Regions from separate parts of the Homo sapiens genome. Here region 2 is linked to region 1. A link is an interaction called in ENCODE POLR2A ChIA-PET data of the cell type or tissue named here. Cell type or tissue: CD4-positive, alpha-beta T cell. All regions are shown on one strand. Links, peaks and the distances in the headings refer to the core of each region. The heading gives the core; the rest is flanking DNA.

What was found. ChIA-PET counts read pairs that join two places held together with the same protein. Peaks named below come from ENCODE experiments on the same cell type or tissue, not always from the same donor. Only the 100,000 strongest peaks of a DNase experiment are listed, where the experiment ranks them.
Region 2: POLR2A ChIA-PET joins it to region 1 with 11 read pairs; 2 of 35 experiments call an interaction of 5 or more read pairs at or near these places.

Annotation. Positions count from the first base shown.
Region 1 is chr12:59,628,365-59,645,569 of GRCh38, forward strand. The region is part of intron 1 of SLC16A7 (solute carrier family 16 member 7); the gene reads left to right. Among named protein-coding and RNA genes, the nearest start is that of SLC16A7, 41 kb to the left of the region's middle. In CD4-positive, alpha-beta T cell, for the core only: no CTCF peak of the experiment used is centred there; no DNase peak of the experiment used is centred there.
Region 2 is chr12:59,690,168-59,707,372 of GRCh38, forward strand. It overlaps SLC16A7 (solute carrier family 16 member 7), which reads left to right. Exons shown (of 6, transcript NM_001270623.2): 3 at 14,605-14,851. The coding sequence starts at 14,635. Among named protein-coding and RNA genes, the nearest start is that of SLC16A7, 100 kb to the left of the region's middle. In CD4-positive, alpha-beta T cell, for the core only: no CTCF peak of the experiment used is centred there; DNase peaks (open chromatin) are centred at 8,654 and 9,614.

The DNA.
Region 1 (17,205 bases), core at 5,512-13,511:
CTAGCCTCCATCAAGAATTATGTCTTTGAATACTCTGTTCTTTATATCTGAAATGATTTATCCAATCTTCTTCTCTAAGTTCTTGACTTTCATGACTCAATTCAATTGTCCCTTTCTGTAGGAAATTACGCCGGAGTCCCATAGGAATAATTCATTGCTTTCATAGAGCCGTAAACAAACCCTCTGGTAGCTTTTAGCACATTTGAATACAATTATATACTTATATGTCTGCCTCCCCTGCTATGTGGTGAGGGAAAAAACACATCATATTCTTTGTGTGTGTGTAAGTGTGCGTGTGTGTGTGCATGTGCGTGTGTGTGTGCGCGTATTTTGTCCAGTACCTAGTTCAGGGCCTGGCATATGAAAGGTTCTTAATTACTGACTAAATAAGTGAATCAATTAATTAATGGCCCATCTAGCCTTTGAATTGAATTTTCCAATCCTTAGGATATAGCTAGAAATAATCCCTTAAGACTACATTAGATTCTCAAAAGACTTTTTAAAATCTTCATTTACATTGCTTGGAGGTCAGTTTGTCTGTCCATTTATCTGGTCGGCGTGGGCTGCTATAATGAAATAATGTAAACTGGGGAGGTTACACAAGAGACAGTTACTGCTAACAATTCTGGGATTGGAAAGTTCAAGATCAAGGTGCTAGCCAATTCAGTTCCTGGTGAGGGCCCTTTTGTTCTGACGTAGAGATGGCCATCTTCTTGCTGTCCTCACATCATAGGCCTGGGAGAAGCCAGCAAGTTCTCTGATCTCTTCTTATAAGGACATTAATCTCATTATGAAGACCCCTCTCATCACAACCTCATCTAAACCTAATCCCCTTCCAAAGGCCCCACCTTCTAATACAATCACATTGGGAATTAGGCCTTAAAAATATGAATTTTGGGGGAACACACACATTCAGTCCATAAAATTATTCATCCAACTGTATCTATCTGTCTCAATTTCTGCCATATACAGTGGTAGAACAGTACTTGGAGAATCCAGGAATCATTCAATGTTTTCTCAAATAATTATAATAAAATCTTCTATTCAGAAGCTATGTGCCTATTAAAATGATACTGTCTTCTCATATTTGTTTAGCTATTATGTTATAACCAGTATCCATATATACATGTTGTACATTAAACTATTAAAATTATCTACTAATAAGTAATAAAATGAACGAAAATAAACTCTTTTACAAGCAGCATTTAAATGGAAGTGGTAGACTCTATTATAAGCCATTGCTATAAAAGCCTTCCACTATAAAGCACTTAAGAGGATGTGCCTAATAGGAATTCTTATCCTTCAGATTTTATTGTCATTGCCACATATGCTGTATGACTTTCTGTGTCTAAACATTTGATTTCCCAATTTAGTATACTTTTTTTTTCACTGTGGGTACCTATTGATATTTAGCCTGTCCTTGAAGAAGGACAACTCAGAGTCCACCCTTTCTAATGATGCTATCATGATGACTCCAGCTGGAAGAATCTGTTTTCTCTTTTGAATTTTTTCTCACTGATAGAAACATGCTTCTGGAACTCATTGTGTATTATCTTGCCCTTTAAATTTTGTATTCATTGCATGTAAACTTTTTGAAGAAAGACACCATTTTTAAATCTTTGTATTCTATGCAGTAGGTACAAATTGTCTTATACATAGTAGTCACAAGTCAACAATTATTGAAACGAAGAACAAAGGAGTGAGAACTGGATTGGCATTGTGGTAATTGCGATACACCCTGACTCTCCTTCTTTCTTTCTGAATACACCACTGAAAATTCGGCAGAATGATGGCTCTCTGTTGTGGTCACTTTCCTTGGTGTGGTATGTTTTCTCTTTGGGAAGTTTATAGTCTCATCTTGAGCATTATTACAGCTTAACATTAAGTTGCATATATTGGTTCACTTGTGGAATACTCTTAAAATATGAACAGATTTCCTGTCTTTCATGGGACAAAATGTAATCCAGTACATTTTGCAAATGGTAGTAGTTAGACACAGTTGGAAGATCATGCTTTAGAAGCACTGGCTATTTACCAGTGGTGTGAAAATTGACAGCTTAATAAACCTCTTTGAGGCTGTTTCCTCATCAGTAAAATGTGTCTGGTGAAATATCTTTCATCAGGGTTGTTACAAGTATTGAATGAAACACATACAGAAATTACTTGGCTCATCCTCAGAGTGCTCAAAACAAGTCAGCTTTCTTCTTCCAACTAATGGCTATGAACTAAACAAGATGATTTGTATTTAGCACAGAGTCAAATTGCACTATGAGAAAACCTATCGTAGTAGCTCTGAGACTTCAAATTTTGAAAATTATTATGTCAATGGAATATATATGCATCAAATTTCTAATAGAGTTTTTTTACACAATAACTATTTCATAATAAGTTTGTAGAGTTTAATCTTTCCAGGTGCTAAGGTGTAAGCTAATTCCTTGATAAGATTAAATGATTAAAATCAGTGGTTTCATGGTATTCACAAGGAGAAGGCCTTCAATTTGCTTTTTGTCAAATTGCATATTTAGAAACATAAAATACATTAGATTTGTTTCAAGGACAAGTAACTGAAAAATTTGCTGCATATGTATTGTATTCTTTTTCAAAGGGGATATTTATAGCTACATATTAACCTCTTAGGTAGTCTTAGCTTATTTTTGGCTAAAATTCAAAATTAGAAATGTTTTAGAATAGTTACGGTGGCAAGGGTGAGGTAGAGATTGATGGAAATGTGCTTTCAAGCTGCATCAATTTGGTATCCTGAAGAGTTTTACATATACTACAAGGTTCTTTCTCCAACTGTTACTAATAAATGGATTTATTTTCTTTCTGAATTGGAGCTCATAGCTCAGGCAAAGACATTGGGTCTTCTGCTGCTAGAATAGGCCTTTGGGAAGAAAATAGTTTCCCTTCTGTACTTTCGCTTGTAGCAGAATTCAAGTCAGTTATCTACAGAAGACAAACCTCAAACATTCTGGGACATCAAACTTGGAACAGATGGAGATATCTGCTAGGAAAAGAGCATTGGTACTGGACTCAACAAGGCCTAGTAATGCACTATTATGTTTATATAGCCTCCAGGAAATATTATGGTTCATGTTGTCTGTTAGCTATTATTATATATACTTGCCTCATCAGTCCATTTATAACGCATTGAGTATACAACTTGGTTTTGTAAATTTTTATTTCATTTTAAGTTCCAGGGTACATGTGCAGGATGTGCAAATTTGTTACATAGGTAAACATGTGCCATGGTGGTTTGCTGCACAGATGAACCCATTACCAATAGTCCAGCATGTATTGGATATTTTTCCTGATGTTCTTTCCCACCCTGGCCCCAGTGTGTATTGTTCCCCTCCTTATGTCCATGTGTTCTCATTGTTCAGCTCCCACTTGTAAGTGAGAACATGCAGTCTTTGGTTTTCTGTTCCTGCGTTAGTTTGAGAGCCCTACTTGTTTAAAGCACCGTTCCATGTAGAGATGGTTGGGAAAGTAAATATAAAAGCATGGTTCATGCCCATAAGTAGCTTAAATTAGTGTGTGTGTATTTGTGTGTATGTTTGTTTGTGTGTGGGAAGTGGGGTGGGAAGAAATAAATAAGCAAATAAATTACTATAAGACAGAGTATAAAAACCCTAAGACAGTAGAATCAAAGATGAGAATTTGTTTGTCCTGAGAAGTGAGAGGTCACATTTTTATGGGAAGATGTCAATTAGAAGACATCTTTACATCTATAGCTTAAAAGTAGACGGAATGAGTAAAAGACATGCTAGCAGAGGGAAGATGGAACAGAAAGGAAAGGGTAGAATTAATTTAACTTCATTGTATACAATGTAAATAGGAATAAAGAAGATTAAACTTAAATGCTAGAATTTCATCTGCTTTGACTTTTATGCACTTTTAACAAAGTATGATTTTAGATTTGTTACTTAAAGTGGTGGAAAAGAAAGGGAATTGAAAGTTTCTAACCTTGATTTTCTTTAGATTTTTAAAACTTGTCTGTGTTTCTCAACCTCAGCACTATTAATATTTCAGATGGGATAATTCCTTTTATGGGGGAGGTTTAGCCCCATCCCTGGCATCTACCCAGTTCTGGGACTAGGGTTGGGTAAGGGAGGCAGCTGGGGCACAATATTTAAGGAGGCATTCATTCTTTGGGGCTCATAAATTTTAATCCTGTACTTGCACAACCCTGAATTCCTCCTTAAATCTTGAGCCCTGGGCACCTTCTGTGCCTTGCCCTAGTCCTGACACTACCTCTGTCCTCTAGAAGCCAGTGGCACACTCCCAGTTGTGAAAGCCACATGTTTCCAAGCATTGCCAAATATCCTCTGAGGAACAGTATCACCCCCGGTTAAGGTGAAATGCAATCCAACTGGAATAACTTAGCATATTTTTTTATTTGTAAAATGCCAAAAGGAGCAGCCAGCAGTGTGGCCTTTTTTGTATTCAAAGTAGCAATTAAATACAGGTGTACTTTGGGCAGTGTATGAGTGGCTGAGACACACTTGGGGAAGAAGGGATTGAAGAGAGCTATGGAAAGAAACTGTTGTGAATTAATGGGCTGATGAGTGTTGCGTTAGGGAGAATTGAGGATTGTGTGAAAGTTACCAAAAGGTGAGGTATCTATTCTGCTCTTAATAATATACCCGACTTCCAGGCCTTGGTTGCATTGAAGAATAATAATTCTGATGTTCATCCGGGGGTGGATATGACAAGATTTTGAGTTACATTTTTCTGATCCTTGTAAAAATTCTTCAAAAATCTGCCATGTGCTTGTACTTTATTTTCTTTACATTATACAAAGTTAGGCAGTCTTTTTGGTTAAGGTTCCTTTGTACTATTTGTATTTGCTAATATCAGTTCTACCCAACCCTACTCTATTCTATTTTCTTGGGTTTTGAGGGAAGCTATGATACTTCAGAAACTGCAATTTGTGCATTATGGCTGCCAAAGTAACAGATACATCAGATACTAATGGACTACTAATCATATCAGTTCATATGAGATCACAAAGCCACATTGTATTGTATGTAGTCTACAGTTTAAATAAGAGAGATATTGTTACTTAACATTTAGCAGTAGAGTTCAATCCCTACAGTTCCAGGTGTTTCACATTCGGTGATGTGACACCTAGTGTGGTGCTTCATTTTTTTGCCACACTTACTACAAAAGTTGATAAATAATAATAATGACAAATTAAATCATTCAGCTTCATAGCTCACTGTATTAGTCCATTTTTACACTGCTATAAGTAACTACCAGAGACTGGGGTAATTTATGAAAAAAAAAAAAGAGATTTAATTGACTCACAGTTTTGCATGGATGGGGAGGCCCCAGGAAACTTACGGTCATGGTGGAAGGTGAAGGGGAAGCAAAGCACATATTCCATGTCAACAGGAGAGAGAGTCAGGGGAGGTGCTACACTTTAAAACCATCAGATCTCCTGAAAAGTCACTTACTATCACGAGAATGGCATGGGGCCAACCACCCCATGATCCATCAAATCACCTCCCACCAGCTCCCTCCTTCAACACAAGGATTACAACTGGAGATGAGATTTGGGTGGGGACACAGAGCCAAACCATATCACTCACTAACTTCTGCCAGGCAGGCATTGTGCTGTATATTGTATTTGCATTTAATGCTTAGTAACCCTTACTGATGATTACTAACATTATCCCTATTTTATGGATATGGAAACTGAAACAGCCGGGTTCATTATCTTGTCCGTAGTCACATGGTTAGGATCACTTGATTCCAAATCTGCCAACTCTGGAATCCGTTCTTACATACTACATCAGGTCTGCCTGTAGATGGCCTTGTAGATTGTGCAGAGTACCTCCAGGTGGTAGCAGCATGCACACTGTGTGCATTATGAGCACACTGAGATTATACTGGGAGGTACATGATAAGTGCCAGATGAATTCCAGTGCTTTTAAATGTTGTTTATTTTGTTAAAGAAAAAAAATTATTCAATATTACTTGTTAAAGCTTGGTAAGAAAGACTTTATTTAATATCATCACCATAGGTATGGGAAACCACTGCAACTGCATGTTATAGTTGGTGAGAGAGATTGAGCAAGTGAGAATTCATAGCCAAGGAGCAGGGTAGGGGTTAGTAGGTGGAAAATTACTAAGAGGAAACTTTGGGGATAAGGGGGATTCCAGCCAAACCAACCTTAACGAGATTCTTACTGAAGATAGGCCAGGGTGGTCAGATATCACCTGAGGGATGGTGGAGGATGAAGAGCCTGAGTAGATATCCAGGGCAATGCTATATCAAAGGTGTAAGGTTTTTGCTAAAGCAACATAGCAGGGCTCTTTGCTAAAACTGGATTTTATAAGAAAGTGCACAGATGGGCCTTGAAGAAGGCTTAAGAGTCTGAATAAAGTTTGACCAAGTAGAGAATTTTTGTAAATTAAAACAATTTTATCTTGAATGCTCTACAGTGGGTGATAGGAAAGAGGGAAATGATTTATTTCTTTTGTTTTCCCTGCAAGGATATTCCTAGATATAAATTATATTGAAAAAAGGATGGAAGGGTAGAATGCAAGGAAATGTTGTTTCTTGCCTGTTATGGTTTCCACATTCTAGTTCAGCTGATGCACTTGAGAATGCAACTACCCCTTTAGAACTATTCTTTCATCTAGTGTTAGTGAAAATTGTATAATGCCACCACAGTTCTTTTTCTGAGGCCTAAGGCTAGAATATTCTCTCCCCATTATTTATTATTGTCATGCAGCCATTAGCTTTTGCCATTAGAAACTATGCTTATACTAAAGGTGTTACAGCTGGATGTATGTGCTCTAAATTCTCATTACATGCTGCTGACCTCTCCCTATAAATCTCAGCTTGGAGTTATCAGCTTTCTACTTGTTGGCCCTAATTGGAAAGTTCTCTGCTATATACAGGTACAAAATGTACTATTGGAGCTTGAATTTCTGCCCCTTATTAACATTGATTGCCTGGTTGACTTATTTCCTCAATTCTCTTTCCATTGGAAATCTGGCTGAAACAAATTCCTCAGTTTTATATACAAAGTGAGCTTATGATAGAACACATTACAAATCATGCAATGCAATAAATGACACAATCCAATGCTTTTGCCATTAAAGAATATTAAAATATCCTTTACTTTACTAATTACTTGAACACCATTTCTTCCACTTAATAATCTAGAAACAAATTCATGAATTTTCCAGCAGTTTGAAACTTATTTTTATCTGTTTGAAAATCCATGTATCAGTTATACAATAGTATTTTCCATGAAGGTTTTGTAAGGAGTTATGTTATAATTTCCTAAAACCTATCTATACTTCAGATGGATTCTATTTTGACAAGACTCCTGTGTAGCCCAGAGGTGGCAGAGGGGATATTTCTGACTTGATTTATCTGTCCATCAGAAAAAAATATTCCTTCTTCTTCAGAGGAAGGTAGACTGTATACTGCACTTAAAACTCTTAAACACTCAAAAATCCCTGTTCTCGGTTCTTTATGTATGTTAATAATGACATGCTAGAAATCAGTAGTATTCAGAAAGATTCATCTTAAGTGCATACTTAGAAGTATCAATGTTTTAGTACATATTTAAATATTTAAACAGTTATTTCACCAATTTCTATTAAATGCACTTCTGTAAAAAAAAAAAAAAAAACTGTGTAGGGTATGCTGAATGTGAATTTTGTTTTCCTTACATTTTTATTTATTTTTTTCTATTAGAAACTGACTAACCAATCTTCAAATAAAGCAAACTTAGGCTTCATGAACTCGTGAGATAAAATGATCAAAACTGTGTAGGTTCTAAATTAATACCTGTTTACACTTACGATATTTGAAGAAATTAAATAAGAACACTTTCTGTTTCCCTCAGATGAACTTATTTTTCCCAGCATTAATGTCAAGAAACAATCAAAGAGGAAAACATTAATGTAGAAAATTTTCATCATTGAAAATTGAAGTTAAATTATTATTCTCTTTTTTTCTAATGTATGGAACAAAAGTATTTTAGGCCTTTTCTGATTAAGTTATTCTACAGAATGTTCAGGCAACATACTTTTTTTTACATCTGGTGACAAAAATAGATGCACAAAATAGGAATTTATTTATTTATTTATTTTGGGACAAATTCTCACTGTGTTGCCCAGGTTGTAGTGCAATGGCACAATCACAGCTCACTGCAACCTTGACTATTCAGGCTCAAGCAGTCCTCTGCCTCTGTCTCCCAAGTAGCTGGGACTACAGGTGTGCACCACCACACCTAGCTAATATGTTTTAAAGTAGGAATTTATTATCAGATATTGCAATTTGCAGAATTATAAGGGTGGTGGACAAATTCAGCTGGAGAGACAATAAGTAGTACATACATTTGGAGATATATGATGAATTTGATTACATGAATTTAAGATTAGAAATTCCAATGTTATACTAGTTTTATGTAGTGCTGGGCACACTGTGATAATCCAGATGCTAATCCTTAAGCACATCTACTTGATATGTTGTTACTTTTCATGTAGTATGTAGATTATGAGAAAATAATTCCTGATTTCCCATAACTTAGAAAATTTTGTTTTTATTTCCATTATGGGCCTGTAGAAGTCAAGTACCTCTGACCTTTCAGCTCATTTCTTTGAACAGAAAATAGTTAAGAATAATCAGCTTCTACCCTTTGAGTATTAAAAAAGAAACTGTCACCATGTCACATGATTCAAATGTAAATCTAGCTTTCTGCTCTGGCTTAGTAGAAAGATTATCTTTGCTTTAGCCTCTGACTGCTTTTAGTAAAAGAAGCAGTCCCTTCACTGCCCCTTTTGTGTGCACATTGAAAGGGAAAGAAACCAACATGTCACACATATTTAAATTTTTAAAAAGTACCTAAATTTAAGATACCACAAAGTGTTATTCTCAAATCTGTCGTGTGCTGCCTACATGCCCAGAGCTCAAAAGAAACTGGTAAAATGCATTTTGGGACAAAAGGATTTTTTCTGCTAAATATTTTAAATCTAATAATCTGATATTTTAGAGTGACTAGTTATTTTCACCTCGGTCTCGTTGAGGCTTTCCTGCTCATTTATCATTCTCTTTCTGTTTTTTTTTTTCTCTTCTTTCTGTTTTAGCATTCACCTTTGTAGGGTTAGAAAGGTGTGAGACCTTTTCTCATACATCAGTCAGAGGCATTAGACTTACATAATAGGTTGACACTCCTATAGCAAAAGACAGGTTAATGAAAAAAGCATGGCAAATTTATTTAATCAAAGTTTTATGTGATATGGGAGCCTTCAGAAATGAAGACCAAAGACCCAGGGAAAACCGTCTGTTTTATGTTTACGTTCTCTTGTGATTTGACTGTGTTCTCCAAAGTTCATGTGTTGGAAAGTTAGTTCCCAATGCAACACTGTTAAGAGGTGGGGCCTAATGAGGTGATTAGGTCATAAGGGCTCTGCCTTCATAAGTGGATTAATGCCTTTATCATGTGAGTTGATAAGTTCCTGTGAAAGTTGGCTTGCTATAAAAGCAAGTTTGGTTCCCTCTTGCTCTTTCATGCTCTTTTGCTTTTCTGCCTTCTGCCATGAAATGATGCAGCAGGAAGGCCTTGTCCAGATGCCAGCACCATGCTCTTGGGCTCCCCATTTCCAGAACTGTGAGCCAGATAAACTTCTATTGCTTAGAAATTACCCACCCTGTGGTTTTCTGTTATAGCAGTACAAAATGAGCTAAGATTCATTTTGTAAGCTGTCTATTCGATAAAGAATAGACAGCTGTGTTGAAATGTAACTGGATAAAAGTATGGGTAAAATGAAATGGTAATAGGCTGAAGGAGGAAAACCCAGCAAAACCTGTCTGTTCAGATGCTTTTTGGACTCTTTGTGTAGCATTCTTTTCTCCCAGGAAGGGGCAAGATCTTTCTGGAATGAGAATCTTCAAGAAAGAAGGGACAGGGGAGGGAGTGACTTTCTAGATTTTATGGCTTGCTTTAGAGAAGAGGGGTTCTAGATTCTGTGATTCACTTTGGGAAAGTAGTATATCATTTTCATTCTTTCACTGACCTAGGAGATAATCCTATTTTAGAAATGAAGAAAATTTGATTTTTAGAGCTTAACTAAATTTTCCCAATTCACTCAGTTCATTAGTGGTTGACCCAAGAAGACAGACCTGACTTTTAACATCTTAAATATTCTACAAGTAATTCTTATATCTCTGAAAATTTAAACATTTTCAAAATACTTTCTCCAGTCTATTTGGTGTAATTTTTAAAATGTCTTTCATGATAATTTTCTAGGAAAAGGTTTGTGTAAGTTTCTATCAGAGGAGACTAGAATCTCTGTTAGCTGTTTTGGCCTACAATTAACACAGGAAACATGATACTAAGTACTTATATGAATATCAAATTACGAGAAGAGTTTATGTATTTTTATGTATCCTGATGGGTTATTACATCTTTACTATTAACATGTGAGTTGCATTGTATGTTGGTAGTTGAAACTGATTTGAGCCAGAATAGTTAATTCTTAAACATTAAGTTTTAATTTAATAGCTTACAATCCTATTCAGTTTTAATCTTTCATTGGGAAATATAAACTGAGTAATACATACATGAGCAAACTGTATAATACTTTTGGGTGATGGGCTTTAGACTTGAATAATTCTTTAAAAGTGCATTGGTTATATTTTTTCAAAGTTTTTTCAGCAATTTTCAACACCTGTTTCAGGAGTTGAGAGCTAATTTTTCATAACACTCTTGTAATTGTTACCATCATTCTTTGGCTTTATCCTTCTGTATTCTGAAAATCATTTTTTAGTTTACTCCATCAATTTTGTTTGAGACAAAACAGCGCATTGTTTGGCTCCTTTCTTATTTCTCTCCTTACAATGTTTTTACAGATATTACTGTTTATAAGCAATAAAACAAACACAAAAGCAACCTAAAACTACGATATCAAACTCTTTGTAACAATGAGGGGGTTGAAGTCATGCTGTATAACCAAAGTGATTAAAAGGAAAAAAGAAAACTACTGCTTCTTTTTTGTCATTCTGGTTTTTGAGACCAGATCTCACTCGGTTGCCCAGGTTAGAGTAGAGTGGTACAATCAAAGCTCACTGCAGCCCCTGACTCCGGGCTCAAGCTATCCTCCTGCCTCAGCTTCCCAAGTAGCTGGGACGAGAGATGCAAGCCACCATGCCTGGCTAATTTTTTTGTATCTTTTGTAGGGACAGGGGTCTCCCGATATTGCCCAAGTTAGTCTCAACTCCTGGGCTCAAGAGATTCTCCCATCTTGGCCTCCCAAAGTGCCAGGATTATAGGCATGAGCCAGCATACCTGGCCAACTACTGTTTATCTACACATGCACACAACCCTTCCGACACCAAATATATGATAATTTTTCCCTTGCCAACCATTCTCCAATTTTGTCTCATACTAAATGAGTGTCTTACAATTTAACTCAATTCTTATGCTAATGGCCCAGAGTTAGTGCAGACTCCACAGGTTAAGGGCTCAATCTCACAATACGTTTCCATACTTCAGATGCCAATCACATGTAGTATGTCCCCAGATCTCCCACAACTTCTGTCCAACATGGCCACAAATTGGGGATTCCAGCTCCTTACTCAGGTTCAATAATTTGTTAGAACAGCTCGCAGAACTCAAGGGAACATTTTCTTATAGTTACCAGTTTATTATAAAGGATATAACTCAGAAATAGTCACACGGAATTGGTGCACAGGACATGGTGTGGGTGGGGGTACACAGCTTTCATGTTCCCTCTAGGCATGCCACCTTCCCAGTACTTGGAGCAGCATTAACAGTTGTAACTATTTCTCAGCCACATGCCAAATTTAAATGGTTGTAAGGAAACTCAGGAATGTTGCTAGAAACAAAGAAGACATTAGGCTCAACACAATTAGTAAGCAGAACGAAAGGGAATTTGCAATTTACTCTAATGTTTTTAATATTTGACTTTTGGGGGACATTTCATGATTAGAACTTTTGTGTCCTATTTAAATTTTGGTGAATGTCCCTGTTTTATAATTTGAAATTAAATCTTGGGTTAACTTGAACTTTATGCCCCCCCAGAGAAAAAATAATTTAGAATTTCACTTTTCCAAGCATTAGGATTGTTATTTTTGCTTGTTATGAGAAATTAAATACGTGACATTCTGAAAAAGAAAGTAGTGCTTTTCCTAAAATAGTCTCGAATTCTGTCTATCCAGATAACAAGAGGATCCATGCCACCGTTTACTACTAAAACTGTTTATCATCCCATGTGTTTGCAATTGTGTAGGATTTTTTTTCAATGATTTTTTCCTTTTTTACCATTTGATTGACAGATACAATGAAAGTTTTTCACAGCCCCTATCCAAAACAAGTTCTGCCATGTATTAAAAACTGAAAATACCCATCCTTCATCTTGGAAGCCTCATAAAGAGTCTGATATTCTAAATGTATTTTCTAAAACATTAAAAAAAGAAAATATTTTGGTGTTTTGCCAAAGTTCCCTTAAGAATTTTAAAACTAATATTGTGTAGGTTTTTTAAAGAGGAACTGCATGTATGAAAAAATGACTTATGTGGTCAAATTGCATGCTTAGAAAGGTTTCTAGTTGAACAAAACACTGAAGGCAACATTTGTATAGAAAATTAAAAATATATATATTTATATGTCTATACATACATATTGTTTGAAAAATCTTATTTAACTGTTTAAGCTTTATCTATAAATTGGAGATGTGATAGCTGCCAGGAAATGATGTAGGGAGAAATGGATGAAATAGCACATACAAAGTAGTTACCTGGGTAAATCTCTATCTTATCACTAACTCTTCCATCCCAGAGGCCTCCTTTATCACACAAGCTAAAGAACCAATTTCCACCATGTCTTATTCTTATAATCCTTTTTAAATTTAATTGATACAAAGCAGTCTTTTTAATGTATTTGTATTCCCTACTAGGGCAGAGACATTGTGTGTTCATTTGCTGCCAAATTCTCCAGAGTCTATTCTTATACATGGTATGCATTCATTTATTCATTCATTCAAAAACAATTCTTACAGCCTACTTTGCTTTTGATGGGGTTACCATGCTGAATGAAAAATGAAGTTTCTGCTTTGATAGGATATAAAAATAGTTTATTTATAAGCCAATACTTTTTTGATGAGTCCAAATATATATGATAATTGTGCAATAGTTTCTAGGGCTATTTTTTTTTAGCAGGTATCAGCATAGGAAACAAAATTAGTCCGTTGTACAAAATATTGCCTTTGTAACTTTTCTAATATTTACATTGAAGGGAGCCATTTTACATGGATATTTCTAATTTGAGGAGAGTTGCTTAACATTATTGGATGTCACTGTTTCTTACATTTTCCGTTAGTGAAAGAAGGGAGCCAATTCTGATGCTCTTCTACAATCCAGGGCTTAAAGAACCATTATTCATTGTACTTTTCAATGTATGTCACTTTCTTTTTATAGAATGTCTTTGTGGCCCTTTCCTAGATGTCATTAATAAGGCAGTGTAGAGTTTGTCCTTGGTGGGAAGATGTATAATAGTGGTAATACTTCACCATTTTGGATTATCAAAACTGTATCTATGTGCCCTAAAACACTGAGTAGCATCTAGCAAACCATATGTTTTCTAATATTGCTTTATATAGTGTTACAAAAAAAGTATCAATTTAAAAAATTATAATGCTAATTCATTTCAATTTAAACACAATCTAAATTAAGTCCTTTCTTATACATTTACATTCTGGAGACAAAGTTTTTGAACTGCATAGATGATCTAACAAGTATTTCAAAATGAATTTGCTCTGTTAGCATTTCCTGTACAGATTCATTATCCTTTGTTTCCGTGCTTCATTTTGACCCTCAGGCTTGGAATTCCTTACCTATAGTCCTGTTAGCCCATTGATTCCTCCTTATCCTTTAAGAATTATTCTAACCATTCTTTTTTTCTGGAACCTATTTCTGCCCTTCATTCACCCCAGGGTGGTTAGATATCCGTTCTTAGTGTTCCCATAAAATCATGCACATATTTATTTCGCTTACCATATTTTTCATAATTATGTTTCTTCATTTGCATCTCCTACTAGATTGTGACCTTTTTGATACTCAGGATTTTATGTGTTAATCTTTGTAACTCTAAAGCTTAATGCAGTACCTGTCTTATAGATGGTGCACAGTAAATGTACATTGCATTAGTGGATGAATAAAAGTTAAGAATGAAGATGGATCTGATTCTTCATGCAGAAGATAGAGCCTCAAGGAAGGTATAGTCCAGAAGACAAAGCACAATTCAGTGATGATGACTTTTCCCACTGTGATAGTAGTCAAAGTTATAGAATGAATGGGCAATAATGAAATAAAAATTGATTGAGGAAGAACATGCAATCTAGACTAGAGAATTGACTAACCATCAATTAAGATTGTCTTTATAGAGTTCAGTTGAGATAGATTCCATAATTGTTGTGAAGAATTTGGAAATTGTACACAGAGTAAAGAATTCTGAAACTTAGTTGAAAGTAACTTGTTGAAAAACCTTATAATAATTGGGAATACAGGCACAAAGGATGTTGGAAAGTTTATTGTAGAGCCATAGATTATTGATGAGTTATCACTGCCAGCATATCCTCAGAATACATTTATGTTGTCAATTTTTAAAAGCACTTGGATAATTAATTTAGATTAATATAATTCACTTAGATTCTGTATAAAATATTGGTAAATGATATTACTTCCTTGATTTAGACTTTACTTTCTGCCACAGACTATGCTGCATACTTTCATATGCATTAACTTTAATATTTACTCCAATGTAATTATTCACATTTTACAGATGAGGAAACAGAGGGTAAGAAAGCTCAATCCAATTGTCTTGGATCATAGAACTAATAACATTTCTGACATTAAATCCATTCCATTTGAATTGAAAGTCTGTACTTACACTACTCTGCACTATGACCCCAAGAGTCTCTAATATACATATAAGTTTTCGGCACAAGTTGAAAGTGGTAAGCATATATGTCTATAAATCTAGTTGTCTCTTACATAGTTATTCATTTGTTCATTTAGTCATCAAACATTTATTGGCCCTCTAGGCACTGCTAGGTACTGCATATGTAACATATCCATATATCATCATGGAAGTTACAGTGGAAGAGACTGGCATTAGAAATATAAACAACTGTATAATGACAATTTTTGATAAATGCTATGAAGAAAACTGGAGTGCCTTTTATTAAGCAGATTACAGAGCAGGCTTCTTATGTACTTACTTCCCTGTGGGCAAATATAATTAGATTTACAATATAGCTTACTGTAATTCAAGAAGATGCTTAAAATAGCTGTAGATAAATGGGACCACACCAGTGTAATCAAGCTGAACAGTCTGAAAACGTTGGTCTTCTAGCAGTCTTTTCACAGCACAGAGGGAATTTTGGCAAACTATGTGGTATTCTTGAAGAAAATCGTGGTGTTACACTTCAATAGGTTCTGAAAATTTACCAAATGTCACATCGGTATTTCAGTTTTGGAGAGTGACTTTGAAACTATTTCATCAATGACCTACATCAGTTCACAAAAGAACATAATTATCCATGGAGATAACTCTTAGGTTACCCTTTAAAAAAGCATTATCTGTCCTGCTGCAACTCTGAGCATATGGCAGATTTTGAATCGGAAATATGGATACAGCATTTGATAAGTTTGAATATTTGGCTTAAAATATTGATAACATTTGGCATAAAATCAAAATAGTAATATAACAGGAGAATTTATTTCATTTAGAACTTAGTAAAGGTGGGTGGTCAAAATAAATAAAAAAACAAAAAAATACAAACAAAGCAAAGCAAAACTATGTGAAACTTTGCCGGATGTTAACGACAACCTAGACCCTGGCTTTAGTGCGCATCAAAAGTTATAAAGTCTTGTCCGGGCACGGTAGCTCATGACTGTAATCCCAGCAGTTTGGGAGGCTGAGGTGGGTGGATTACTTGATGTCAGGAGTTCGAGACCAGCCTTGTCAACATGATGAAATCCCATCTCTACTAAAAATACAAAAATGAGCCGAACATGTTGGCGCATGCCTGTAATCCCAGCTACTTGGGAGGCTGAGGCACGAGAATTGCTTGAGCCTTGGAGGTGGAAACTGCAGTAAGCCAAGAAAATGCACTCCAGCCTGGGCAACAGAGTGAGACTCTTTCTCAAAAACAAAAAACAAAAATGAAAACAGTTATAAAGTCTTACGTTTTAGTTTTAGAAGTTACCTTGGACCTGTAATATAATATCATAAATAACTGGTACTTAACTAATTTCTGATTGCAAAAAAATTTCTAAGTTAATGATCTGTTTATTTGATTTTTATTTTCTCACCAACAAATGTGTGTTGTAACTTTACTTCTCGTTCCTCCCTCCCCTTTCAAAATTTCTTTATAACGGATAGAAAACATAATTTCCTGACAGTTGGAGACATTTTTGTAATTATCTGCAAACCTGCGAGGTTTAAGACTCTTATTTGTTAATGCCATTAGAAAGTGGTTGAAATGATTTTCATGAAGTAAGTAAAAATGTATGTGAAAGATAGAAGTTAAGCATGAAATCCAATATCATAATTGAAACCCATTATCATTTATCAACTTTAAACATTATGAGCCTTCCCTATTATTGTTTTTCCTGGAGTTTCCTTATCCTGTTAGTACTCTTCATTATCTCTTATGTCTTTCTTGTGTACCACTCTCACAGGGGAGAAACCTTTAAATTGGGTCTTGAGGAATAAATAGGAGCTTGCTCAACAGAAAGGTGACTAAGAGGATTTCTTAATAGGCACTGACATCTATTCAGGCTAGAAAGTTAAATTAGTTCAGTTTTATTATTGGATGTAGTGCAAGAGAAGACATGATGCTAAAAGAGAATAAAGCAGTGGTATAGGGTCAGATCAGATAGCAAAACCATTTGATATGGTTGGGCTGTGTCCCCACCCAAATCTCATCTTGAATTGTAGTTCCCATAGTCACCACATGCTGTGGGAGAGACCCACATGCTGCTCTTATGATAGTAAATGAGTTCTCACAAGATTTGATGGTTTTATAAGGGGCTTTCCCCTTTGCTTGTGTCACATTCTTCTTCTTCCTGCTGCCAAGTGAAGAAGGATGTGTTTGCTTCCCCTTCTACCATGATTGTAAGCTTCTTGAGGCCCTCCCAGCCCTGTGCAATGG
Region 2 (17,205 bases), core at 5,356-13,355, 62 kb after region 1:
GAGAGAAGAAAAGACTGCACACATGGTAACATGTAAAACTCTCAGATAAATTTTTCCCTAAAGGACATGAAAATCATATTTAAAAGTTTGGGCTGACTCTCCTTTTCAGGAGGGGAGCACTGTTCAGCACTGTTCAGGCTTCCTATGTAAGGGAAGAAAAAAATAATTTTCTTTCTATATTTTCTGAGTTCTTAGCTGTGACCCCAGTAACTAAGTGCAGATTAACAAGAGAAAAACAAAAAGAAGTTTATTAAAGTATGTACATCATTATACTTGTGAGATACCCAGAAAAATGAGTAAATCTCAAGGAGGTGGATTTGAATTCAGGCTTTAATACCATTGTCCACTGATAAAAAGAAAGAAGAGTGTAGGAAGGGCCAGTTATGTGGAGATGCCTAGAAAAAGCATATAAACAATGATAAGGTTTGTTACACAGATTAAGTCCATGCCTTCTCTTTTGGTAAGTCTCTAGTTATTTAGTTGTTCTTCTCTTCCTGGTGCAGAGAGGGAGACACCACTAAAAATAGAAATTTCCTTTATAGATATAAATTTCCCTTACAAAAAGGGTGACTTAACTTTCAGAGCTTCTCCTGTGTCTGCTGGTTCTCAAAATAATCAGCTCAAAGTAATCCTTATGCTAAAGAGGCATATTTTGGGGTGGCATATTCCGGTCTTCTGTAAACACTAGATAATATCTATAAGCACGGATCGATTTCTCTTTCCTCAAGTATGATAGAAATTTAGCTACAAGGAGAAAATCATTAGAAAAAAAGATAAGAAAATTTTATATTTAATATGAACAGAAGTACAACTCACAACCAAGTAAACATGTAAGGAAATATATTTATATTTGCATACTAAAGTTTTGTATTTCAACATTTTTGTATTTGCAAGTTTTTAATAGAAACATAAGATTTACTCATTATATAATATTTAAAGATTTCAAAATATATAAATCATACATGGTCACTTTCCAAAGGCATAATTTGTATAGATATGTAAATATATGTACATTATCTCACTAAAGGAAGAAGCTGAGGAAAAATTAATATACATAGAAAGTTTATTTGGACCAAGCTTGCGGATTGCAGCTCTGGAGCATCGATTCAGTTGCCCCGAATATACACTCCAATTAGTGGCAGTCTACAAGTGGATTTTTAAAAGAAGAGGGGGTTCTTGAGTTGTTTACAAAAAAAATTACATTAAAATAACATCAGCTATTGATTGGCTATATGTTGTTTTTGTTTGTTTGTTTTGTGTGACAAACTCCAGAACATGAAGATAATGGATGAAGCAGCTAGTCAAGAACAAAATTACTTTGAACAATTGCCTCCACCATGGGTGGGGAAGAGGGGCTGGGCTGACTGAAGTCTCATACTCATGTCTCTCTGGGCCTGATAAATTTTGGATACCTCATGTTGCTCAGATTGCTCTGAGCTAGTTTTCTTTTCTCAACCTAAGTAGTCTTTCTGTGTATACAATTTAAAATAATTATATTCTGTTCTACATCTTACTTTTTTCATTTATTACACTTTTAACAACATTTTAGCTGTATAAGTGCATGTAAATCTGCCTATTCATTTTATAGTTATATGATATTAACACTTTTTATGAATGTACAATTTATACATTTTCTAATGACTTTCAGTTTGCCACAGTGATAAATGATGTTGCCCTGGACATCATGTGTCTTTGCATACCTGTGCAATTGTGCCTACAAGAAAAACATCTTTGTAGTGCAGTTGCTTGGTTAATGGCTTTTATAAATGAGTCACCACTACTACTATACTAGTTTCCTGGGGCAGTCGTAGCAAACTACTACAAACTTGGTGGCTTAAAACAATAGAACTATATTCTTACATTTCTAGACATCAAGGTGAAGAACCACATTCCTTAAAAAGGTTCTATGGGAGACTCTGTTCCATGCCTCTTCTAGCTTCTGGTGGCAGTTGGCATTCCTTGGCTTGTGGTCACATCACTTTCTGCTGGGCCTCCATCCTCACATCACATCTCTCTCTGCGTCTTCCTTTCTGTGTGTGTGTCTCTGAACTCCCTCTGGCTCTTTTTGTTATAAGGATACATGTGATTGCATTTAGGGCCCACCTGGGTAATCCAGGGTAAGATTCTCTCTCAACAGCCTTAATTTATACACTCTTTTGCCATATAAGGTAATATTACAAGTTCTGGGGATCCAGACATGGACATAGCTGGCATTCACCCTATTATAACTTTTTACACACAATTCTGCCGTTTGAGTATATCTTGTCCGAAATGCTTGAAACCAGGTCAGCTGTGGAATTTGTCACTTGTGATGTCAAATAGGCACTCAAAAAGTTTTGGATTTTGAAGCATAATTTTTCTGATTTTTGGATTTGGGGATGTTCAACCTGTATTAGAAATCAGGGGAATTGTTTTGTATGGGAGGTGTACTTCCAATTCTTCATAGATAATTATATACTGGTTTATATTATTTTTTTCTAACTTGCCCATTATAAAGCATTTTTAGTTAGTTTGACCCTTATTGCCAGTTAGCATTCTCAAAGTCATTTAACCACCGCAATAGTGTAGTCTAAAAACAGGTTTTGTGTTACTGACATTTTGTGGTCTATGAGCTATTGATATCTCTCTTGTCTAGATGTCAAAGTAAATTAGTCAATAGGATTTAAGAGATGGTTCACTCTGAAGAATAAAATAGCCTCTCGGGATTAGAGTCCAATTTTAATTTAATTACATGTTGGGAAAGAAAAGATTTGGTTCAATTTAATTTCTGTTGTAAAATTGGGTGAGTTGTCACCTAAACTTAAACACTGTACATTAATTTGATGTTGCTATATCCTTTTGTATAAAAAAAGAAAATAGCCAAAAAACCAGACAATTATTCTTTGAGAACAAATTAATTCATTTAGGTGAAAACATAATATAATATAACTTATAAACACTTTATAAGTAGGATGTAGAGAAAAACTCATGCTTTAACTGTAGGGCTTCTAGAGGAATTTATAGTGAAACCAATAGTCTAAGAACTATTGATTATTTTGGGACTTAGTTTGCTGAGTACATTATTTCTAAACTGTATTTTGAAATATAAACTTCTGGATAGCATGGAATATTGGTAAGACTTCATAGAATGGAGGCATGCTGGTTTAGGTTTCAAAAGTTGAAGAAAGATTATTCACAAAATAAATAAAGGAACATTCTAATATTTTATGTGACTGAAAGAGTCTTGAATAAAATATTATAGTCTAGCCATGGATCATCACTAATAGTTTCATTACTCCTATGTGTTACATATTTTTCTCCATAGTTTAATCAACCCGTATTGATTCTAAAAGAAAAGGCAAAGTTATTGGGCTTCAGTCCATCCCACCACATAAATTGTTGAAAAACACCTGAAGGTCACTCTTGTAAACAGTGATATTATATTGGAGCCTATACACTCAAAAACATTATGGACAGCACAGGTGTAAATAAGCTGGAAAGATGATGAATTTCAAAAGACTTTGAAGGATAGTTGTAGTTTTTGAATTCCAAAGATAAGAATATAAATTCTGATGAACAAGACCATCAGAATGGACATGCGCAAGAACTGAAATCTGGAAATTCCCAGAGGAATAAAATCGAAGAAGTATAATTTTATGCAGAAAAAGTTAGCTTTCATGTTGTGTTATAGTGGAATCAGCAACAAAAGCCCTAATGAAAAAAAATACTAGTTGTGGTAGCAATTTGGTCACCTACTAGACATTATACTTAAAAAAGTCACTTTGCAATTCTGATCCTTTATGCCCTCATCTATGAAACGTGATTCAAAATACCAGTTCCTTGGAGTTCATGGGATTATGAAAATAAATTATTTGTATTTTTAGAAAAATAAAAAGCTCTAAAACATTGTTTATTTTTATGCACCCTATTACAAGTAAAGCCAATCATAAATCATATGGCATGTGTGTGATTACTAAGGATCAAAATTAGCAGATGACAAAGCCCAACTTCTGGCTATAATAATTAAAGCTACTTTTGTAGGGGGAATAAGCTTTATGCCTACTTGGACTTCAGGAAGCAGTCCTCTAAATAATGGTTTTTCCAAATTGAAGGAAAGCCTTCTCACTGGCTTAAGGATTGTTGGTTTTCTACAGGCTTTGTAGTCAGACACACAAACTCTAAAACACTACCTTTTTAAAAAAACTTTTAAACCACTTTAATGGGGTATGATTTACATACAAAAAGCTGTCTATAATGTATACAACCTGGTTAGTTTGGAGATAAGTGTACACCCATGAAACCGTCACTGCAATATATGCCTTAAATATATCCACATCCAAAAGTTTGCTCCTGCCTTCTTTATTATTGTTACATTTTGAAAAGAACACAACATAAGATCTACCCTCATTCCACATGGTTTAAGTGTACAATACAGTATTGTTAACTACAGATAATATGCTGTACAGTAGATCTCTAAGATCTATTCATCTTGCATAATTTTATCTTTGTTTCTTTGACTAATTCCTCTCCATTTTCCTCTTCTAGTCACCTGGAAACAACTATACTATTCTCTGCTTCTATGTTTCCTCATCTTTAATGTTTCCACTAAAACACTACCTTTCATTTTTAAAACTAAAGATTAGTAAATGCATTGTATAAATATATCTGCATAAGTGTATATGAAATATATGATAGTTAATATATGTAAAGAAAAGGATGTAACATAGATTAATATAGATATAACTGTCAAGCAGAGTCTTCCTGGATTATTTACCCATTTGTTGAAAGGAACTCTGGATGTGAGTTAGTCTTTCTGGAAGAAAATGGGTCAATTATGTTAAGGTGCTGTGAAATTTCACAGAAATGTTGGTGAGCATATATAATTTGGACTTGTCAAGATCTCTTTTATCTGGTCCCTAAGCTGGCCTGTATAAATTATATTAATTTTTTTTTCTATTTTCTTGGAGGGCTGCCACATGGAGCCTGTATAAATTATGAGTGTAATTAAGCACATAGACTGAAAGATCAAAACCTAATTTTTAGATATGCCTTAGGCTGTCTTCTGAGGCTTTGCCTTGAAGCCAGGGAAGTTCTCCCTGCCAGAGGAAATAGATAGAAAATACATTTCCTCAAAATATAAAGGTTTTCTACCTTTGGATGAGCTGGTTACTTGTGGTGGGATGGAGCTGCTGTTCTCGAATTACCCAGCTTTAAAAAGCCACCGATGGGTCCGAAGCCTCCTGGTAGGACCAGAGCTGATGTATGAGCCTCTTCTCACTGCTCTAATCCCAGGCCCAGGAGACCCATTTAGTGTGAACTCTTCATTCCTACCACAAGTTAGACCTTTAGTTCCATCCTTATGAATTTCTCATATCCCTGACTTTTAAGCCTCTTTACTCATAGTCTTCCTAGTCCCCACCCTCCATTTCTCATGGACTTGGCATGCAGATCACACTTGCTTCATCCTCTCATAGAAACGTCATTTGACCTGGTGGCTGTGTTGCCTTTGTTCAGCACTTTAGAATAGGTGGCCCTGGATATAAGGCAGACACTGGTTATTTAATTCAAAGTATTGACATTTTCTTAGTTTTGATCTAGGCAAAGAAAGCCTTGGTCCAAACAAAACAAACTCTTAGGTACTAAATTTTATATATTCAGCACCATATTTAAATTGAAACAAAGATATTGGATGGATTAGAGATTTAGCATATTTTTCTGTCGCCCCGATTTGATTAGGAAGTGTGAATTCTAAATCAGAAGATCTCTAAAATAATTTTTGTTTCCTTCCTAAAACCCAGTCTGTCTTATTATAAGCCATGTATATTACTGACAGTATTTCTAATACTTATATTTTAATTTTTTATTTTCATTGTCAGTGGATATTTAATTTATTTAATTGAATTTTAGAGAAAATTATTTAAATGAGTATAGGTAATTATTTAAGTGACAGATAGTGAATGCCAATAAGAATTTTCTTTCTTATAATAATAGGCTTGTAATCTACTGTTTTTTTCAACAAAACCTAATTTTTTTAATCTTATACTTTTTATTTTAATTTTTTCTCATGCGCATGTTTGGTCATTTTAGTCATATCTTAGTTCTATTATTATATTGACGAAGATATATTCAATTTTGCTAATTATTAAAAGATGTTCAAAATTTATTGAGGTGATTTAAAGGCAGTGGCTCTAATTAGGCTTATTGAATTCAAATATGCATGTAACAATTTGTTTTCTATTTCTTTAGATAATCCAAAATCTACTCTACATCTTTTCCTTTGTATTGCCTTCAAATATCACTCTTCAAAGTTTAGTGACTAGGCTTAAAGATTCCACATATAATCCAAAGAAATCTGTTCAAGTGGACATCTATCAACACGTAAAACTATACTTTTAACTCTGTTTTTCTTGGCTGTGCTTACAAGCTGTGCTTGTTAAAAGAAATAAGACACAACAGATATAAATTGTATGAAAATGTTACAGAATTGGGCATAGGAAAAAAAGGCATGAAGCCAGAGTGTGTATGACTTGAATCTTGACAATTGGTCAACTCAAGAGTCACTAATGAGGAAGAGGTGACAGTGTTGGAATTGGAATTTTTGGAATTGATTGGTTCTGGGTCTCTTTTCTAATGGATCAGTTAAGAGATCATAAGATGTCATTTTATATGAAGAAAAACAAAATAAGTAGTAGATAAGAAAATGAAGAAGTATGTGAGTGGCGCCTTGCACCCTGGAACCCATAGTTATCATTCAAATCAAGGAAATATGCTGAAAACAGAAAGTAAAATTTCATATAAATGAGAAATAAATTGATGAACTATGGAAAAACAAGTAATACAAAACAGAAAAGATTAAGGAGAAAAAACGCTTAATCATATGTTTTTTATTTAAAGGCAAGGAAACTTTTGAAAGGAATGATTTGTGTAGCATCTGAGAAAATAGCTTCACTTTTATAACAAAGCAGGAACAATTTAAGTAGTTGACAATTCAGAGAACTAACATACAGTACATTAGAAAAACATGAATTTAATAGGGAATATAAATCAGAATTCCTAGGTGATATTCCTTCAGGCCAGAATGTAGAGAAATGTGAAACAGTTGATTATCTATGGAAGGCTGATGTGCAGGTCACTTATTGTCATTCAGAACCATTAACGAAAGAACACTTGTGCATTAAAATATGTCTGGGGATATGATTGATACTTAGAGGAGGATATGTAGTTGTGTGTATGCATGTGCACACGCACGTGGGTGCACATGTGTATGTGAGTTTGAGATAGAAAAATGGGAAGAGTTGAAGGAAAAGGCTGGTAGTATATGCTATTACTATCCATTTTTACTTCTTTCCGTTTTTCTGATGCTTCCATTTTTAGTCCTTTTCTGAATTTGGATGGTGGCCTCATCATTTACTTGTATATACTGTAGTCAAGATATATTTAGCAAATATTCCTTTCCTTTACTTTTCATTTAGGATGTTATCTAAAGCCAACCTCGTCTCAGGCACTTATACTATAATTGCTACCAGCATTTGCCTTGATATTGCTGCCCCTGTCTAGAAAAGACTGTTAAAAAAAAAAAAAGTCTGCCTCAAACAAACATATATGGGCCTAACATTTTATTTTGGTTTATTTCTGTTTATCTTTGTTACAAAACAAAACCTGAAACTTCATACTTACAGAGATAAAATGACAGCAGATGGCATAATGGGTGAAATGTTTTCTTTTTCCAATTTCAAATATTTATAGCTATTTATTGATCAATTTATCTTTTATTTACCCTATTATATGCTAATAACTATACTGAGAACTTGGGGTACAATAATTGACTTGTTATCTTAGACTCTGATGGGAAAGATGGGTAGTAAATAAATCAGTAGAAATGTTATTTGAAGGCAACAATATTGTAGATGTTTCCAAATTATTCATTGGGAGAATCAGGAATTTGGAGCAAAAATCTATGTTTTCCTACGATTCAAATTGAAATCAGAACTATAAGAAAAGTACTTATTACAATAGCTTATAATATTGAGATAAGAATCTAAACAGTCCTGAATTTTTATGAAATAATTTATAGAATATTAACTAGGGAAATATTGTTAAAACTGATTATGCAACTATTTATGATTTTAAAGAAATCCAAATAAATGAGATATTCAAATCTTAGAACTGTACTTCTATATAGCACATTTTTATTAAATTTATATACATAAATATATACACACATTGAATATACATATATACAGGTAAATATTTACTGCATTTGTTGTTTCTTCAATTCTAAGAAGCACATATTTCACATTTTAACATCTTTGAAATGAAGATGTCTTACACTGGATGGCATCTTATGATCATTGTTGCTAAGGTGGCAGGAATGGCAGAGTCATGGCCTATGCCTATTAATTGTTTCTGATCATGATTGTACAGTTTCAGTCTTTTGATATTTCAGTCAATAAACCGTTTGTGGACCATTAGAGGAAGGAATATAAGTTCCGTTGTTCACTGAATATCTTCTGTTGATATTTTCTGGTAAGATGAAGAACATCAGTGTCAAAATTTAAAATGGCATAAGCAGCTTGAAAGAAATTCCTAGAGACAGTAATGGAGTACTCTGTAGAAATGCCAAACCATGGATGCTCTTTATAGGCCAGAGGAGGATATTGTGTAAGAAAACACAGCTATTGCAAACTGTGATTCAAAAAGTGATTCAGAAGAATCATAATCCGATTGTGAAAATATTTAGCAATACCTAATGAGTTAGAAGTTGTTTTCTTTTAGTACATATTTATACACGTAATTTTGATATAACTTAAAATTGTTGTCATTTTCAATTGGATAAAATGTATTATGTAAACATGTATAACTGAAGCTATAGCAGAGTATTCACCAGTATGTTTACATAGTTTACTCTAGTGTTAGGATTGTGGGTGATTTGCATGTTTTTCTTTACGTATTTTTTTATTTTTAAAATTTTAAATTACTAATTAGTATTTATATCTTTGGCAAATGATAAATAGTTATTGATTTTAATCTTTAAGTGAAAATTTATTTTAAATGTGTAGGGTAATTACTGAAGTATAAATATGATGCCTAAACTTCCAAATTTTAGAAGGACAAGTTGGAAGCTTTTTTCCTTTGGTGTAAGCATAACTAGTAAAATAAAAGAACTGATATTTAAAGAACAGAATGGCTCTAACTACATGAAAAGATACTCAAAATTATTAGTAATCACAGAATGCAAATTAAAACTACAATGAATTTTTTCATGTCTACTGCATTAGAAAAAATTTTAAAATTATGCATTGGTCAGGATATGTGACAAGGAGAACTCTTATGCACTGCTGGTTTCAGTGTAAATTTCTACAATAAATCTTCTATAATTCCTGTCCAGTATCTCTGAAGAATTATTTGCACAAATGCCCCAAGAGAGGAAAGTACAGGAATGTTCATAGGAGTATAATGACATCTAACTGGAGACAGTCCAAATCTCTATACATAGTTATGGGTTACATATAGATATAGATACATACACATGTATATTCAGAAATGACATATGGTCAATCCTTATTATGAGTGGTTCCATATTTGTAAATTTGCATATCCACAGAAATTTGTGATTCACAGCACTTTTGCAATCATTTGCTGACATGCACAGAACAGCAAAAAAATTTGTTATGCAACACTTACATTCCCAGCTGAAGTCAAACAAGGCAAGACCCTGCCTTCTGGTTTTAGTTTTCTCTCATACTGTAAACCAGTATTCTTTTTATAGTCTAATACCATGTTTTTCACATTTTGTGCTTTTTGCTGGTGATCTTGCTGTTTAAAATGGTCCCTAAGAGTAATGCTGAAGTGCTTTCTAGCATTCCTCAGTACAAGAAAACTGTGAAGTGTTTTATAGAAAAAATACTTGTGTTAGATAAGCTTCATCCAGACATGAGTTACAGCGCTATTCGCTGTAAGTTCAATGTCAGTGAATCAGCAATATGTATTAAGTAAGGTGTCTTTAAACAGAAACACACATAAAACAAGGTTTTGTATTGATTGGTTGATGAAAATGTGATCAGAGTCTCACAGAAACCTATCCTTGTTTTTCTACTATGTGCAGCGGTTCAGCATTTGGTAATTCAGTGTTCATGGTGACTTTACAGAACACAGCTTCCATGAATAATGAGAATCAACTGTACTCTGTGACATCAGATTTATAAGTCTATGTGCATCATGTCTGAATCTAAAATTATAATATTAAATTTAAAAACTGTTTCCAAGATTATATATGTCATATGCATATTATTACATGCATATAATATAGAAAATTTAATATATATTTGAAATATTAATAATTGTATTAAATAATTATTTAATTATTAATTATTAAGAATTTAATTTTGACTCTTTGATCTATATATATTTTAGGTAATGCAAATTTTATATAAAATGTAATATATTTAGTTTATGTATTACATATAAATTTAGGAACACATACACATATACATATACACACGTACATATATGGTAAAAGTATAAATAAAATTAAGTTAAAAGCCATCATACAATTCGGGATAGTTGTTGCCTTTTGGTAGAGAAAGAGTGATGTGGTCAGAGAGGAACACACAGAGGTGTTTAGATTAAAAATGGCTATTGCTATTTTCTGAAGATCCTAAAATTATTTCATATTTTTAGAGAAACTCTGGAGGATTTCACATTCAGCCCCAACTATGACTTATTGAACACTTAACTATGTACAGATGACTAATCTGAGGCAAGCATACATTATTTCATTTAATTCTTATATTACTCTTGTGAGGTAGGTACTCCATGCAATTTTTTTCGACGCTCAAGATGAGATCGTCATGCAAAGTTCACTTTAAGATTTGGCTTTTAAAAGTTATAGCTTCTACATTAAATGTAATAAAAGACATGTAATTTGGAAAGCCACATATATATTTTTTCTCTTCAAAAATGTAATTTTAAGATCTTCACTCATCTTCATTTTATGTATAATTTTAAGAAAAATTAGGATGATAGGTAAATTTGTCTAGTACGTATTAGTCATGCCATTTACATGTAGTCTTCTGTCAATGCTCTTAATTACCTTGTAAACTAAATATAGTTATTAACCTGTTTTTACAGATGAAACCACAGACTCAGTTTTATTACTTTACTAAGTGTTACAGAGTAAATGATGGAGCCAGTATTCGTAGCATTTGAAGCTCTTATGCTTAATTTTCATGCCACAAGATGAAACCATGTAAAGGAAAATAGGCTTAAATTTACAATTTCATAATAAACTAGAATTTTAGAAAATAGAATTGTGTATATGTGTGTGTGTGTGTACATTCTGTCTTCTATTTTATTCTTTGTATAGGAGCAAACCAAGTAGAATGCTTTTAAAGGGTCTATAAGTTCAAATTATTTTAATATAAGAGTGATACATTTCTTAAGGGGGGCATATTTAAATGCTGGGAAAATTCTAATTCATAGAATTTATACTAGTGTTGACACCTATTTATTGTGTGAGTCTGCACACACCTCTTTACTTTCCTATGGGCATAGTTTCCTGTCTGTAAAATGGAAATCCCATATTTATAACATGATTTGAATATTAACAAATTATAATATTTGTATTGATGTTATTATTTTAAAATATGGGTTTAAGATTACTTAGAAATGTTATTTATGATCTTTGAAGTGAGTGAAAAATAAATAATCCAGTTGTATTTCTGAATGTTTACTATAGCAGATATGATAAAAACTACAATAGTTTAAACTCAAGAATTAGTAATAAAAGATGGTTTAGTTTTCTTTATGCAAGCAGGAAAACTGCAGAGTGAGGACTTTAAGCCCCATAACTGTTTTTACACGCTGATTATACAACAAAGAGTAGTTTACCACATAAATGTCCTTCGGTATTTCCTCAGTATTCTTCTAGGGTTTCTTTTTTTAATTTTCAAGCAATAAAATAGGTACTTTAAAATATAGTAATAAAATTTAGTAATATATAGATTCAGATTCTTTAGACAACTTTCAAAGATCATTTGCTATTTTCAACTGGTTTCACTAATACCTACAATATTTATTTCCTTTTCTTTTTTCCTTAAATATTATACATCTTCAAAGATACTATTTCCAATGCACATGTGCTGTAAACTCATCATGTTAGGTTAACTGATGACCAAGGAGAAATAAACCTATCTTCCAATTAATAGATGAATAGATAGATAGAAGACAGAAAACGTTTATGTTTCTAAGAAAGCAAAAATGATTACAAAAGCAAGCTGTACACATGCTGAAAACATACAAACCATCTCAAAATAATTGTTGAGAGGTGTGGTATTTGGGGTTGATTTTAGCAATTTTAGCATCTGCACGACATTAACTTATAGAAGTGGCTTTGCCCCAATTACTGTGATTGACTAGGATCTACATTATGTGCATTAATTGTTTGTGGTTAAAGCCTTTCATTTGACCTTGTCACTATAGTTTCCATGACATTTTTTGGTAGGCTTCTAACATACAAATGTGTACCTATAAAAAATCTTTCAAGTTATTTTATTCATTTTTTGAAAAGCAGATGCCTATGACCATTTTGATCAATAAAAAGAATACTATGGATATGCAGAGAGGATGTAATAAAAATGCCGAGGATTTTTTTGCTTGCTTTTTTTTCTCCCTAAATTACATCACTCGGCAGTCTTATTTCTAATTCTATTTATATTATCTGTAGAGTCAGCAGTGATTAGTGAAATCCAGTCACTGCTATTACTATTTTACTTAGGTCAGGCTTCTTAATATCTCTGAAATTTGTCACATTTAAAAAATAGAAAAAATACCTTAAAAGGCTTTTATTGAAACTAAACTGAATAAATACTTACTGAAAATAAAAAGCATTTATTTAGCATAATAAGTACACAGTATTTATTGAGTGAGATCCCCTTATCCATTTTTGTATACCTATAAGATTACATTATAGGTTACTTTGAGTATCATGCATTAATTCAATAAGATAAGTAATTTGAACTCTTGAAACTATTCCATCAAATTAATGCCACTGTATCCAAAGCCATATTTTATATGTGTGTATTTAGTCAGGAATAACTTTAAATTTTACTTTATTGTAATTTCTTGGAAAAATCAAAAGGGTTTGCCTTTTTCATACCATTTAACAATTTTTAAAATTTGTTTTACCTACGTTGTCTAATAGAATGGTAGGTGCATTTATCATTTATACCTCTACTTCCTATAAAAGAGTAATTTGAGACTGCTTTTTAAAAAATAAACATAAAACATCACATTGTACCCCATAAATATATAATAGATACAAGCAAATATATAAAAAAGCTAATTTTTTGATGTATGAGTATGTGAAGAAGACATGTAAAATATATTTATAAAAAATGTTTAAAAAGGAGATATTTTCTGTACAAATCATTGTGGCAATTAAAAGTCTTATTTAGCTATTTTACTTTAATTAAAAAACATTTTAGGGATAGGGCCTGTCTCTGTCACCCAGGATGGAGTGCAGTGGCTCCATCAGAGCTCACTGCAGCCTTGAACTACTGGGTGAGTATAGTTAGTAATACTGTATAGTATACTGGTAATTTGCCAACAGAATAGATTTCAGGTGTTCTGAGCACAAAAAAGAAAAGTGGTAACTCTATGAGGCAAGGGTTATGTTAATTAGGTTGACCGTAGTAATCATTTTGCTATGAATATGTATAACAAAACATGTTTTACACCTTAAATATATAATTTTTATTTTTTAAAAATAGTGGGGGCTGGATGCGGTGGCTCACACCCGTAATCCCAACACATTGGGAGGCTGAGGTGGGTGGATCATCTGAGGTCAGGAGTTCGAGACCAGCTTGGCCAACATGACGAAACCCCATCTCTACTAAAAACACAAAAATTAGCCGGGCATGGTGGCGCCTGCCTGTAATCCCAGTTACTAGGGTCTGAGGCAGGAGGATCGCTTGAACCTGGGAGGCACAGGTTCCAGTGAGCCAATATCATGCCACTGCACTCCAACCTGGGCCACAGAGTGAGACTCTGTCTCAAAAAAAAAAAAAAAAAAAGAAAAAGAAAAAAAAAAGAAAAAGAAAAAAGTGAGTTAGAATTATCTCTACAATCATCAAAAAGCGTAGACAACAGAAAGCAATAAAAAAAGCCAATAGATCATGTCAAAAGGCTTTGCATCCATCATTTCGTTCCTTGGCTTAGCCTTAAACAGGAAGGAAAAATGAGACCAAAAGTATCAATTAATGAGGTTAAAACAACTGGTGATTGAAGTAGAATATGTATCAGATCTATCTTAGAGCTATGACTGATGTATAATGTAAAATGGTACTTCAGTTCAGATCTAAATTCTTAACTTCACTTTGAGTAATTTTTGTTTCAATAATCAAATTAAATTATTTAAATATTTAGCCCACAATAATCAAAGGTATATAACTTGCATCAATTGTTTTTGTACATTTTCTGGTAATTTTCTGAGTATAAGAGTGTGAAAAATATTCATGAAAAATCATATTGTAGTTTTAACTGGAAAGTACTATTTTAGTGACTATGAAGAGTGGTAAACAAAAGGGGAAATAAAATTTAAACTGTTATTTCATTATTTTAATATAGGTTACTTGAATTTCCACTAGAGGAGCAGAAATGCCACCAATGCCAAGTGCCCCACCTGTGCATCCACCTCCAGATGGAGGATGGGGTTGGATTGTGGTTGGAGCAGCTTTTATCTCCATTGGATTTTCCTATGCATTCCCCAAAGCTGTCACCGTATTCTTCAAAGAAATTCAGCAAATATTCCACACTACCTACAGTGAAATAGCATGGATTTCATCCATTATGCTGGCTGTTATGTACGCAGGAGGTAAGCTTCTTGCAATAAATAGAATCCTGAATTAAGAAAATAATTCCTCCATGTCACAATGTTTTACATGGAGTGTCTTGGTATATTAAAACCCTGTTTTTATGTTATAGTCACTTAAAACCAATCAAAAGTATAATTAGAACTGAAATTTCAATGATTTTAGTGATTCAGCATCTTAAGCTATTTGCTTCGAATTGAGTCTTAATGGAGGATTTGTTTGAATAAGAATTTGTAAGCACAAAGCAAGATTTACTAAATTATGGAATTTCTAAGTGAGGCTACTTCATTTAGTTTGAAATAAAGTCCACAACATATTGCTGATGTCATTTTTCACAATCGCTACCTCTGGTAGAAATGCTTTCTTCTGAATGAGAAGAAAATTTAAGTTGCTGACAGTTTATAAGCCCAGAAAGTACATCACTTTAAGCTGCAAAAATGAAGGGTTAACATGTACATTCTAGACCCATTCAAATTTGTGTGACTGAAATAATTATTTATCTCTATAAGGCTCATTAAATAGGACATCTTTTTAACTTAAATTGTTGCTTGGAAATTATCTTATTACATTCTATGTTCAAATGAGGGTATTAGTCATGAAGGATAATGAAGAAATCAAAGTACCATCCCACTTCTAAATGTTGCAAATTTGGAATTATTGGTGCCTTATTATGTCATCTATTTTCTGTAAATCAATCTCAATAGCAGACCAGACTCTCTTGTAGAATTTTTTGAAAGTCATTACTTAAAATATGTCTTTTAGCGTTTTTATTTTTCAAGTGGATATTTGACTTTAAGGGATAGATATAGACTCAGACTATAGTCATTTAAAGAAATTATATCAATTATCTTCTGTGATTTCTTATTTTTCAAGTAAGGATAATATGGCTCTTAGTCATGAAAATATAACATTAGTATAATATCCAGTATTTAGTAATATTTACTTTCACCCAAGGCCTAAGTACTTAATATGTGTGATATGACTTAATCCTCTTAATGATCCGTGAAATAAGTATTATCTTCTCTTTATTCCATAGCTAAGGAAATATATACAATAGCTCTCCCAAGTCAAACAACTTGTTAGTAGTAAACAGAGACTGTAACTCCTAGCATTTAACACCTGTGGTCTCTGACTTTCTCATAACTTTCTCTTTACATCTAGAGAGTGACAAAGCCAGATCTGGCCCAGGCCTTCTATAAACCTGATTCAATTCTTTCTACTTCAGCTCAGTGGCTTGTGTACCACCTCCACCAATGTCATTTGTTCAGTGACATAATAATTATTCTTTAGGACATTATCTTTTTGTTGTACTACGAAGGTAAACAGTTGATCCTGAAATAATTCCCTGTGTGTGTGTGTGTGTGTGTGTTTATGTGTGTTGGTGTTGGAATGTGTTTTATACTTTTTATATATAGTGACTTTATATTAATACAGCATATGTTTCCCTTATTCATTTGGTTAGGTTAAACATGCATTTTTCTTCCAGTATCAAAAGGTATCCTTTAAATACTATTTGGGCGTGTCAATGGAAAATTCTACTTCTAACACACATTCTATGAATCTCCTTTGGACAGTTGCTTTATAGATTGTAAGAATGTTATTTCTTGTGACCATAGAAACAGTAGGTATTGTAGAGTAGATATTCCTGTATCCTGTGGGACAGGTGTTGTTTAATAATGTTTTGCTAGAGCAGCACACAGTCATCTTGATTTCAGCTCCAAAACGTGCTAATATTAAGATATGTAGAGGGTTTTCTTGCCTCTTAAATACAATTGAAACAGTCTCTTCTAGTGAATTAATATAAGTCCATTGAATTTGAACTTCAGGTCTTACATAGTCATAATTCCTTATTGAGCAGATAGTTGACTAACTCATCAGTAGGACAAAATTTTATATACTGTTTTAATTAAGCCAAATCTTAATTTACATTCTCTGTTAGTTTTCAGACCTCAGAGTCTTGATGACTTAAAACAATACAGGTTATTTCTTTCTGAAGCAATGTTTCAAAAAGTGGCTATTCCATCACCCAAGGCTTTGTATGTTGTTCCCTAAATCTGCTCCATCTGTTGGACAAATAGTAAAGGCAGACAGCATGGAAGATCATATGGACTATTTTAGGGGGTATGCCTGGGAGGAATAAACATTATTTCTGTACATATTCTATTGATCAGAACTCTTATACTGCCCTACCCAGAGTTAGGGGCCATGGATGCTGGGAAATACAGCCTTCCCAAAGGAAGAAACAGAACTACATAACATCTAGCCAGTCCTAGTCAGAGCCTGGTATCTCAATATTCTCCATTGAACAAAAGAAGCATGTGTTTATAGACTTGCCTATGACAGCCCTCCACCCTCT